Linked DNA regions of Homo sapiens: region 1 is linked to region 2. Evidence: read pairs that join two places in POLR2A ChIA-PET (ENCODE). Cell type or tissue: K562. All regions are shown on one strand. Each heading gives the region's core, and the rest is flanking DNA. Links, peaks and the distances in the headings are about the cores only.

Region 1 (4,592 bases), core at 1-4,000, 63 kb before region 2:
CGGCCACGAGGCCCCGGCAAAGGCCGGGTTGGTGGCAGGCGTGGCCCAGCGAGCCTGTCAGAGGCCCAGGTCTGCTCCTTCCAGGGAGGGTGGTGGTGAGGTCACCAGGGCGCGGACCCAGACCCCTGAGAAAAAGGTCCCGGGCACTGCTGGCGCTGTGCCCTCAGTCCCTCCTGCGGGGGGCAGCTCCTGCCTCGGGGACTCTGGCAGGTTTCAAATGCTCCTGATGCATTGGTGTGTTGTCTGCCTCTGCCCCTGAGAGCTGACGAAACTGCGCTGGGGAGAGGGCAGAGCTTCCCTGGGGGAGCTGCGTGGACACAGCAGAGCTGGGGTGTGGAGCCGGGCTTTCCCGTCACCACTGCTACCCCTAACGGTGCCAGTGCTGGTGGGTGTGCAAGGGCCGCGAAAGCCATCGTGTGTGGCATGGCAGGCCCCATCGGAGGGTCTCCCTGGCCGAGGGGCCTGCTGTGGCGTTGGAGGGGTAGGGGCCTACTGCTTCTCATGAGGCTCCTCCCTCCCTGACAGTGGCGAGAAGGCGCCCGCCTACCAGCGCTTCCATGCCCTGGCCCAGCCCGGCCTGCCGGGACTCGTGCTGCCCTACAAGTACCAGGTGCTGGCGGAGATGTTCCGCAGCATGGACACCATCGTGGGCATGCTCCACAACCGCTCCGAGACGCCCACCTTTGCCAAGGTCCAGCGGGGCGTCCAGGACATGATGCGTAGGTGAGTGGCCGGGGGTGGGCTGTGGCTGTCCTGGAGTTGGGGGTGGGCCCGGGCCTGCCTCCTGAGCCGCCCCCATCCTCCCATAGGCGTTTTGAGGAGTGCAATGTTGGCCAGATCAAAACCGTGTACCCGGCCTCCTACCGCTTCCGCCAGGAGCGCAGTGTCCCCACCTTCAAGGATGGCACCAGGAGGTCAGATTACCAGCTCACCATCGAGCCACTGCTGGAGCAGGGTGAGTGCTGGGTGCGGGACCTCGGTTTCCCCATCTGTGAGCCGCACAGTTTCCAGGGTGGGTGTGAGGTGCTGGGCATCTGGCCCAGGACTGGTCACGGGTGGGTGGCTGGGTGGCCTGGTGGGGACTTAGGCCTGGACTCGTCCCACAGAGGCTGACGGAGCAGCCCCCCAGCTCACGGCCTCGCGCCTCCTGCAGCGACGGCAGATCTTCAGCCAGAAGCTGGTGGAGCATGTCAAGGAGCACCACAAGGTGAGCGGCCCCCGGCCCCGCTGTGTGAAGATGGTGGCACCAGCACTGCCTCAGCACCTAACCCTGTGCTTGGAGCATCCCTGCCACTCACAGCTTCTCCCGGGATGGAACTGGGCTGGGTTCACCCTGAGCTGAGGGCTGGTGTGCTCAGGGTGCAGCCGCAGGCACTGAGGAGGTCCCCAAGGCGTTCAGCGAGCGCGGACCATGGGAGGCCTTGTGCTCTCCCTCCAAGCTGAGCACTGGGCAGAGGCTGAGTGACTTGCCCGAGGCGGCCCGGCTGGGACGTAAGCACAGGCCTACCTCACATGCAGTCTGCCCTTGTCTCAGATGTGCCCAGGGTCACCCATCTACTCCTTCTCCCCAGGCCTTCCTGGCCTCCCTGAGCCCCGCCATGGTGGTGCCGGAGGACCAGCTGACCCGCTGGCACCCGCGCTTCAACGTGGATGAAGTACCCGACATCGAGCCGGCCGCGCTGCCCCAGCCACCCGCCACGGAGAAGCTCACCACTGCTCAGGAGGTGCTGGCCCGGGCCCGCAACCTGATTTCACCCAGGGTGAGACTGCGAGGCTTGGGCAGCCCATTTCTCCCGGGTGGGTGGGCCAGCCTGACCCCAGGCTTAAGAGGTGGAAGCCTTGGTGATGAGCTTGACGCCTCATCTGGCTTCCTCCTTGGCTGGCGGATCCAGAGAGTTGGTGGCATTTGCCCTCTGTCCCCAGCTGCAGCCTCTAAGCCTGGCTCTGCCACTAGCCCCATGTGGGGAGTTGGCCTGGGCAGGCGATGCTGCACACTGGGACACTGCATTGACCGGCACAGACCACCCAGTGTGCTGGGTGAACTTGTGCCTTGAGAGATACCGGGGACTCCTGGGCAGACAGCCAGGGGCACGTTGCATCTTGTGACCTCTCCAGTCCAACCTGTCCCTCCCGCAGATGGAGAAGGCCTTGAGTCAATTGGCCCTGCGCTCTGCTGCGCCCAGCAGCCCCGGGTCTCCCAGGCCAGCACTGCCGGCTACCCCACCAGCCACCCCGCCTGCAGCCTCTCCCAGTGCTCTGAAGGGGGTGTCCCAGGATCTGCTGGAGCGGGTGAGTCGTCCCCAGTGATGGCGGGTGGGCGCCTGGTGACCTGCTGCCCACTAACCAGGTCCCGGTACCTGCTGCAGATCCGAGCCAAGGAGGCACAGAAGCAGCTGGCACAGATGACGCGGTGCCCGGAGCAGGAGCAGCGGCTGCAGCGCTTAGAACGGCTGCCTGAGCTGGCCCGCGTGCTGCGGAGCGTCTTTGTGTCCGAACGCAAGCCTGCGCTCAGCATGGAGGTGGCCTGTGCCAGGATGGTGGGCAGCTGTTGTACTATCATGAGCCCTGGTACGTGCAGGGCGGGGTGAAGGGGCGTGCAGGGTGGAATTGCCTGGTGCTGCAGCTGCCTCCCCAGCTTTCTGAGCAGAGGTGTCTGTCACTGATCTGTTCTGTTCAGATGTGCAGTGGGCGCTGGCCTCTTGCACTGGTGTGTCCTGGGCGCTCTGCCCTCCTTGGAGCCACCCCTGAGCCTCCGCCCGGCCCCTCCACACCTGCAGCCTCTGGAGGCAGCTTCCCCCTCACAGCTCTGGCCCTTTCCCTGACCACCTGCAGTCCTTGGTCAGAAGGGGCCCCACATGCACCCTCCACTGCCTCCCAGGCCTCTGGTGACCAGGCCCTGAGCACATAGGGGTCCTGACGCTACAGGGCACCTCCTGCCTCAGGGCTTTCATGGGCTGGCGGCCTCCATGCTCGGTGCCTCCTCACAGGGCCTCAACTGTAGGCCTGGCTCTCTCCGGTCACTGTTCACACCACCCAGACCTGGGCCTCTGATCAGAACCACCTCTGCCCTAAGTCCTGGTGATGGGGCCCTGAGGGCGACCAGGCAGGCACAGAGGTTGGGTGGTCAGGCTGGTTTCAAGTGCTGCCCGTGCAGGGCTGGGGCCCAGCACCAGCCTCAGTGTCCTCCTCTCCTCCCCCAGGGGAAATGGAGAAGCACCTGCTGCTCCTCTCCGAGCTGCTGCCGGACTGGCTCAGCCTCCACCGCATCCGCACCGACACCTACGTCAAGCTGGACAAGGCCGCGGACCTCGCCCACATCACTGCACGCCTGGCCCACCAGACACGTGCTGAGGAGGGGCTGTGAGCCTGGGGGCCACTGTGGACAGACGTGGGCTTCAGAAGCTCGCTGGCCTGGGCCCACCAGCATTTTCTTTTATGAACATGATACACTTTGGCCTTCCTTTCCCCAGCGCCCCTGAGGGCCAGAGGCAGATGTGGGCTGCAGGCTGCACAGCCCGAGGGTCTCTGGCTGCGGGCGGTGGGCCCCTTCATGGGGCTCACCTGGTGGATTCACATTAAACCGGTTTCTGTGGGCACCTCTGTCCTTGCTGCTGGTGGGGAAGGGAAGCCAGATCCAGCACCCCCTGGGGGGCCATCGGGAGTGTGGCTGGGGGTGAAGGGGGCTCTGTGGCAATATGGGGTTGGGTAGTGTGGGTGGCAGGCCATCCCCTCTAATCTTGGAACCTCTGAATATGGGACCTCCCACAGCAAAGGGTGACTTTTGTCATTAAGAAAGACTGGGGTGGGTGTGGTGGCTCACGCCTGTAACCCCAGCACTTTGGGAGGCCAAGGTGGGCAGATCACGAGGTCAAGAGATCGAGACCATCCTGGCGAACATGGTGAAACCCCATCTCTACTAAAAATACAAAAAATTAGCCGGGTGTGGTGGTGGGCACCTGTCGTCCCAGCTACTAGGGAGGCTGAGGCAGGAGAATGGTGTGAACCCAGGAGGCACAGCTTGCAGTGAGCGAAGATCGCACCACTGCACGCACTCCAGCCTGGGTGACAGAGCGAGACTCCGTCTCAAAAAAAAAAATTTCAAGACTGGAGAGGTGATCCTGAATTGTCCAGCTACGCCCCATGTCATCACAGGGCCTTCATGACAGGGCCAGAGCCAGCCAGCTTTGAAGACGCGGCCCTGCCCCGACACAGGCAGCCTGGAGAAGCTGGGCAGGACAAGTAGGACATCCCTGGAGCCTCCAGAAGGGACTGGCCTCTGCCCACACCTTGACTTCAGTATTTCTGACCTCCTAAACTCTAATAAAGTCATGCTTACAGCCACTAGATCTGCAGAAGAGCCCTCGCTTGCTCCCCTAGAAGATGGGCCCACATGGCCTCTTCCTGCAGTGCCTGGAGGGTTCTAGCTCCTGAGGTGAGAACCAGGACAGGTTCTGCTGGGCATCACGCCAAGCAGCACATGCCCACAGTACAGCTGAAGTCTGGTGTTGTCCTGGGGCTCCCTGCCCTGGGGAACAGGAGGACAGGAGACGGCTCTTGTGGGAAAGCTGTTTACTGCGTTCTCCCGCTGTGTG
Region 2 (7,348 bases), core at 2,249-6,248:
CCCTTCTCTGGACAGGGACACTCCTTCCTGGGGCAGCTGGCTGGGGATGAACTCGCCCCTGCAGAGAAGCCCCCGAAACCGCACCTCAAGGGCCCTTCCCCAGGCGAGAGAGGCCACCTTGACCCTGCAGTCTGTGTGGCTGGGGGCGGGGGGTCTCCTTGCCACCTTCGTCCAGGCAGGTGGGCAATGGCCCTCTCCCCTCCTAAGTCAGCTGCAGCCATCCGTCACCCAGACCCCGTGTCTCCACCAGCCCCTGTGCCCCAGGTCCCCTGAGATCCCCAGGGCCTCCACACAGCTGTTACCTGGTCAGGCAATGGGCACTCAGCCAGGTTCTCTTGCTCCAGCAGAGACAGCAGAAAGCCTGCATCCCCATCCTGGTCTTCCTCTGCATCCTCTTCCTCCTCTTTCTCCTCCTTCCCTTCCCCACCCTCTGGCCCCAGAATCTCCTTGGTCTCGTTCCAGGCCCCCCAGCCCTGGGCCTCAGGGTCTGAGGAGACCGTCTGGAGCCAGGCCTGAGTCGGGGGTGGGAAGAGAGAGCGGCTCGGGAAGGGCCACATGGTAGAGGGGCAGGAGGAAGGTGGGCCAGGCGAGGCCTCCCCTCCACTCCCCTCGCGTCCGCACCTGCCCAGGCTCTCCTGGAGTTTTAAGCCCTCCCCTGAGGCCAGCTGCTCCCACTAGAGCATTTGCAAAGGCTGAGTGGGGCTGAGCTTCCAGCCTTGGCTCCCGGCCCCGCCCCTTCCCTGTCACTCGGACAGGTACCTCCAGGACACTCTCCCTGGAGGAAGGAGAGGCTGAGTTGAGTGGGGGTCACCGGTCTCTTCTGCTTCCGCCTGGCCACGCTGTGGCTCACTGGAGCCTTGGTCTGTGACAGGGTTCACACCTCAGCAGCATCCACACGGCACGAACGCCACACTGCATGAACACTCGATCTAAGTGGGAACACGGGAGTGGTTTCTTCTAGTACCAGGGACCAAGCAGGCTGGAGAGGTGGCTTCCGACCAGGAGAGGCAGGGCCTGAGCAGAGACCGAGAGCAGGTGCATGGGATGAGAGGGCCGAGGCAGGTTGGGGCGGGGTCCTGGGCCCAGAGGAGGGGCAGCAACAGCTGTCTCTGCATCCTGACCCCCATGGAGTCCCCAGGGACCCTTGCCTCCCTAACCCTTATTCTGGGCCTTTTTTTTTTTTTTCTTTTTTTTTTAGGCAGGAGTCTTGCTTTGTTGCCAAGTCTGGAGTGCGGTGGCGCGATCTCGGCTCACGGCAACCTTTGCCTCCCAGGTTCGGGTGATTCTCCTGCCTCAGCCTCCTGAGTAGCTGGGATTACAGGCACCTGCCACCATGCCCAGCTAATTTTTTTTGTCTTTTTAGTAGAGACAGGGTTTCACCATGTTGCCCAGGCTGGTCTCGAACTCCTGACCTCAGGTGATCCGCCCGACTCGGCCTCCCGAAGTGCTGGGATTACAGGCGTGAGCACCGCACCTGGTCTGGGTCATCTTTTAGGTGGGAGCCACTTCCATGAGGCCAGAATTATTCTGCTGTGGGGCGGGGGCTCCGTGGGGAGTGACGGCGTGAGTTATTGTGGGGCGGGGTCTCCGTGGGGAGTGACGGCGTGAGTTACTGTGGCGGAATTCAGTGGGCATCCGGTGGTGTCTGCACCTGGCTTCACCCATGCAGGGTTGCAGCAGGAGGTGACCCGTGTCCGCCCTTGCGCCTCCCTCTGCACCTGCCACCGCGGCTGCTGGAGTCTGCTCTGGCCTTCATCTCCAGTGCTGCCGTCTCCCACCCACTCTGTGAAGGACTCGGGGCCAGGGGGTCATGCATGGCTCTTACCCCTGCCATTGGTGGTGGGAGACGGGGCCCCCTGCACAGCTCCTACCCCCAGGCCGAGGCCATCCTCTCTGTGACTGCACCCCGGTGTTTAGCCAGTGGGGCTGGGATTCCTGGGAATTTGGGACTGGGGGAGGAGAGAGAGACAGGGCGTGGCCTAGGCTGGAGCTGCACTGCTGCACCATGCACCACCCACGCAGGGCGGCCCTTCCTCCATCTTGGGCTGGGGGCTCGGGGAGCAGGTGGACATGGAGGCTGCCACAGCCTGGGAACCCAGGCTCCTGCACCCAGTCTGTTCTCACCTCTGTAAAAGCCAGAAGGTGTCTGAGATGGGTCTCAATCAATCAGTTTAGAGGTGTATCTTGCCAAGGTTAAGGGTGCACCCAGGAAAAAGAAACACGAAGCCACAGGCAACATCTGTGCTCTGCTTTTTCCAAAGAGGGTTTGGAGGCCGGGCATGGTGGCTCACGCCTATAATCCCAGCAGTCTGGGAGGCCGAGGTGAGCGGATCACTTAAGGTCAGGAGTTCAAAACCAGCCTGGCCAACATGGTGAAACCCTGTCTCTACTAAAAATACAAAAACAATTAGCCAGGCATGGTGGCGGGCGCCTGTAATCCCAGATACTTGGGAGGCTGAGGCAGGAGAATCACTTGAACCCGGGAGGCAGAGGTTGCAGTGAGCCGAGATCGCGCCACTGCACTCCGGCCTGGGCGACGGAGTGAGACTGTCTCAAAAAACAAAAACAAAAAAACCCAAAGAGGGTTTGGAGACTTTTATACTTAAAGGGAAAGAGCGGGCAGGAGGGGAACACAGGAAGGAAAGAAAAGGGAGGGCGGATAAAAGGCAAGTGGTAGCGTTCCTTTGAATCTCTGATTGGCAGTCACCAAATGCACATTTTGAAATGTGGAAGGTGGGGGTAGAGAAGAGAATTACGTAGCCCCACGCTCAGCGACTCTGCGTTTCCACAGAAGATAAAACTGCCACAGGGAATAGGAAGCTGGCAGGTTCGCATTCGCCTCCGGTGAGCGGAGGGTAACGTTAGCTCTGTCCTTTGTCCCATACCTGGGAAGATAAGCTGCTAGATCACACTATCTGGGTGGGATCCAGCAGAACTGTTTCAGAGCCAAGATCTTGGGACCCACAAGGAATTTCCCTGTAAGCGCGATGCGAGGAGGCACAGGCTTCTTCATCTTCGTGGCTGTCCAATTAGGAAGAAAATGGGAGGCAGGTGTGTGTGATTCGGCTCCCAGCTTGACTTTTCCCTTTGGCTTAGTGCGTTTTAGGTCCCGAAATTCTGTTTTCTTTTCCCACCTCCAGGAGGCTGACTGAAGACCATGCTGTCACCCCATCTGTTCACCACCCAGAGGATTTTCTGGGGCAGGCTCATGAGGTCGGGGAGGAATGGGCCTTGTCTGGAACCTGGCTATGGCCCTGGACGCCCCTTCCCCTCTCCCTGGCTCCGCACAGCCACACACTTACGTGTGCGTGGTCCCTGGACGCTGTTCCCCCTGCGAACACGGTGCCACTGTTTCCGGGAGGGCTGCCGGGCTGCTCCTCCTCCCTCGAGAGCCGCTGTCCTCACGCCTTTCCTGCTGTCCGTCCAGTGTTGATGACTTGGCCAGCTCTCCCCTTAGAAACCAAAGCTCCTCAGGGGCAGCGCCCACATCTGCACCGAGGACAGGTACGCTGGGTGGAGTGCGGCCTCAGCCTGGGATCCTCCTGTTGGGATGGAGCCCCCTGCCCCGTGTGTCTGTGCCTGTGTGTTGGAGGGTCTGCCAGCACCCGTGCCTCCACCTCCCTGTCAGAGGCAGGATTGCAACCAGTTCCATCCAAGACCAGAGTCTGCTGGACTCGGCCCAGGCCCTGACGCATGCCCCTCTGAGCTCGGGCCCCGGCCATGGAAAACCTTGTCATCCTCACCCTGTCTGAGATTGCTGACACACAAGGCCCGGCCAGGGCTCCTGCCAGCTGCCTGGCAGGGGACAGACGGCTCCGACCCTGGCCTTTCCAGTGACACTCTTCAAATACACCCTGTTCCAGAGCCGGGCCTGAGGATTCATGGCAGCCTGGCCCCTGGGGCCCCAGCGCCCAGGACAACTCCTATTCCAGACAGGATCCGTGTGTGACCCAACACCAGGGCCCCATGGGGGTGGCTGAGAGGGGCAAGCCGTCCCTTCCTGTGCTGTCCACCCTCAGGTCCCCTGTGTCCCCTCAGTTTTCATTTCTTTTTTTTTTTTGAGATGGAGTCTCACTCTGTTGCCCAGACTGGAGTGCAGTGGCACGATCTCGGCTCACTGCAACCTCCACCTCCTGAGTTCAAGGGATTCTCCTGCCTCAGCCTCCCAAGTAGCTGAGATTACAGGCACCCGCCACCACACCCAGCTAATTTTTTGTATTTTTAGAAGAGATGGGGTTTCACCATGTTGGCCAGGCTGGTCTTGAACTCCTGACCTCAGGCAATCCACCCGCCTCGGCCTCCCAAAGTGCCGGGATGACAGGCGTGAGCCACCGTGCCTGGCCTCCCCTCAGTGTTGTCTGTGTCCCCTGAGGTCCCCTGTGTCCCCCATCGGGGTCGGAGGTGTCATGGCCCCAGCCCCAGCACTGTCTGAGGTGGGGCTGCTCAGGCAGGGGCTCCAGTCTTGGAATCCTCAGGACCATCTCCCGGGTGTAAAGTTGTTGGGACCCCCCCAAAGTCCCCTTTGCAGGCTCAGCCGTTGCCAGCCCTGCAGGGACCCTCGTGGCTGGGGCTGCTGCTCCTCCCTGCCTGTGTGCTCCCGCCCTGCCTCTTCCCCGTCGTGCTCCCGCCCTGCCTCTTCCCCGTCGCCCCAGCCCCACGTCACACACTGGCCTGTTTGTCCCTGCAGTGTGCGTGGTGCATGGGGAGGCCCCGCCCTACCAGGCACGGAGGAGCCCCAGCAGGTAATTAGTGAATTCACGGGTGAGACGAGGCTCAGCCGAAGCCTCCTGGGACCCAAGGAGAGGAACAGCCAGGCGACAGCGAACGTTCGCTTTATTACACGGACACGGCGCTAACCCGACTATTGCATCTCACAGCATCTACAGGCCAAACCCATAGTACGTCAGACGGAGCGGCGAGGGCCACCTCGCAGCCCTGCACAGCCTGCAGACCCAGGGCATGGGCTTCTCACAACTACAGAAAACAACTCAACTCCTCTGGGAGAGTCAAAAAAAAGAGGAGGAGAAAGTAGAGAGTAAGTCCCCTCCCCACCAGGCTGCACATGGCTGTGCCCCCGCCTGGTCCTCACCGGCCCGACCCCCTCGGCCCTGGCAGATGGGGTTGGGGAGCTGACAGCTGGCCTGGCGGGGCTCCCCACCCCAGCCAGGTGGGGACAAGGGAGGCCTGTTGCCGTCATTGACGTATTTCAAAAGCAGGTTTCACTCTGAGTACTGACGCTGAGTTCCCGTTCCTCTGGGTCTTTGGGAAGCTACTCCGGGGCTTGGCTGGATTGAAACATAAAGAACAGAAAGTGTCCAAAATGGAGTTTCCTAGAACTTCGGGAAAATGGAGCAGGGGTTGTCAGCAGCGCCCTGGCCTTATCTCTGAAGTGTGCACGGGAGCTGGCGGGCCTCTGGGAGGCCAGCCCCATGGACTCCCCCCTCTCCTCACTGTCTTCCTCTCCGGCCAGCACGCTCATCATCCAGGGCCCCAGCCCCATTTTGGAGAGCACCCCCTCAGTGTGGGAGCTTGCAGGGCAGTGTGGGAGGAAATAGGCCCCGGGGCTCGGGGATGCAGGGCAGGGAGGCTGCAGAGGACCCTGGGGAGCACCCATCACTCCTGGCAGAATTTATCCAGGCAGGTCTGTTCCCAGAAGTCCCCAGTCTCAGGCCGTAAGGACTCAACTCTGAGCCATCTGGGATCCCAGGAAAGGGAATGGGAGCCTGGCACCTGTGAGTACACCCCGAGGAGTGGGGCTCCAAGAGTGCTGGGGTCTCGGGGAGGCTGCATGGGGTCACCCTCCTCTCCTGGGGACACCCCCTCCAGGCATTGACCCCTGGAAACAAGGAGTGGGAGAGGGCGGCCCTGCAGCGTCGCGGCCCTGCCAGGGAATGTGCTCACCCTGGCGCCCTGGTCGGGGACCCTGGGCAGGTGTGTGGGCCGCCACCCAGTGTGTGCTCCTGGCCCCGGCCACCCACCTGGAGCTCCAGGTGGCCCCAACTGGCCAGAGCTGTTGCGAGGTACTGGTCCCACCTGCTCACAGCACCTGCAGCAGAATTTTATCTGCCCCTGCAGGTGTCTGGAGCAGTCCTGGACTGCGCTGGGTATGGAAGAGGCTGCCGCCCACCAACAGGTTCCCTTAGGGCAACAGCTGAGGTCATGGCAGGAGCAACCCTTGTCACTGGCACACGACGGGGGGCAGCTGGTGCCACTCTGGGGTCCGTGGGTGGAGAGGGTGGGGTGGGATGGAGGGACGGCTGTGTGGGTGGCCAGAGGACACACAGAGGACACGCATGTGGGGCGCGTGGGGGTGGAGGGGTGGGTGGGGGGGAAGGGCGGGGGCTGGGGGTGGGGAAAGTGATCTCTGGGATACTGGACAGATGGGGCAGAAGAAAACGTGATGAGAGAGAAGAACCAGTCACTGGGGGCCGGGTGGCGCCGGCACGAGGACGGAGGGGCCGGCATGCACATGGCTGGGATGGATGGGGATCGATGCTGGAGTCAGGCTTTGGTGTCAGCTTGAGGATCTATTTGGAAAAACTGGCAAACAGAAGCCCTTTAGGCCCATCTTGATCCCTGTCACTGTGTCGTTTGGGTGAACCCCCCATCCCCGCCGGCTCTCCCGCCAGCCCCCCATCACTGAACCTCTCGGGCCTCTGTGGCCTGTCCCCACCTGGCTGGGCCTCGTGGGCCCTCCTGGGAGGCTGGCCCCTCCAGTCCTGCAGCCTCAGCCCTGGCCAGGTCCTGGGGCGGCCCTGGCAGGCAGAGGGGCTTGCGGGTGTTCAGCAGGCCCCTCCCAACACCCACTCCTTGAGCACCGTGGGAGACGCTGGTCTCTGCCTTGTTCAGGTCAGAGGACTGGACTGGAAGGAGCCGTCCGGGTGCACAGCCATAGCACAGAGCCGGGCTCTGCTGGGGACTGGGAGGCCCTCTCAGAGGAAGGCTTCCTGGGTCCGAGGCTGGCCGGGACAAGGAGCAGTGAGGAGGAGTGGCAAAGGCTGAGGGGCGTGCATCACGAGCCTCTTTCCAAAGAGGTCATGTTGGTTCTGCTAACCCATCAGGCCATCGTCCGGCCGGGCCTTGGGCTCCCTCACGGCTGTCCTGTCCTGGCTGTGATCTCAGGATGGGAGATGCAGCTGCCGTTTGGTTTGGGGTTTGAGGAAAAGGCTCTGAAGAGCGTTTGGCTTGCCATGGTCCTGTCTTGACAGTGGCTGGCGGGAGGACAGCTTGGCAGGCTGCGCCTCTAGCCAGTGATCTGTGAGCTTGTGGAGGTGGCAGCCGGGAAGGGGTAGAGACAGGGTGACTCTCCCCAGTCCAGGTGTGGCCCCTGCCCAGACCCCCCTCTGCC

What was found. ChIA-PET counts read pairs that join two places held together with the same protein. Peaks named below come from ENCODE experiments on the same cell type or tissue, not always from the same donor. Only the 100,000 strongest peaks of a DNase experiment are listed, where the experiment ranks them.
Region 1: POLR2A ChIA-PET joins it to region 2 with 6 read pairs; 21 of 35 experiments call an interaction of 5 or more read pairs at or near these places.

Annotation. Positions count from the first base shown.
Region 1 is chr16:88,804,915-88,809,506 of GRCh38, forward strand. It overlaps CDT1 (chromatin licensing and DNA replication factor 1), which reads left to right. Exons shown (of 10, transcript NM_030928.4): 4 at 526-723; 5 at 810-955; 6 at 1,107-1,207; 7 at 1,572-1,760; 8 at 2,137-2,289; 9 at 2,367-2,568; 10 at 3,201-4,344. The coding sequence ends at 3,364. APRT (adenine phosphoribosyltransferase) reads right to left here. Exons shown (of 5, transcript NM_000485.3): 5 at 4,425-4,592. Among named protein-coding and RNA genes, the nearest start is that of CDT1, 3.4 kb to the left of the region's middle. RefSeq lists enhancers at 1-306, 307-1,189, 1,927-2,440. In K562, for the core only: no CTCF peak of the experiment used is centred there; no DNase peak of the experiment used is centred there; H3K4me3 peaks cover 705 bases.
Region 2 is chr16:88,866,050-88,873,397 of GRCh38, forward strand. PABPN1L (PABPN1 like, cytoplasmic) reads right to left here and starts at 611. Exons shown (of 7, transcript NM_001080487.4): 1 at 303-611. The coding sequence starts at 557. RefSeq lists an enhancer at 5,179-5,318. In K562, for the core only: no CTCF peak of the experiment used is centred there; DNase peaks (open chromatin) are centred at 4,662, 5,141 and 5,422; H3K4me3 peaks cover 303 bases.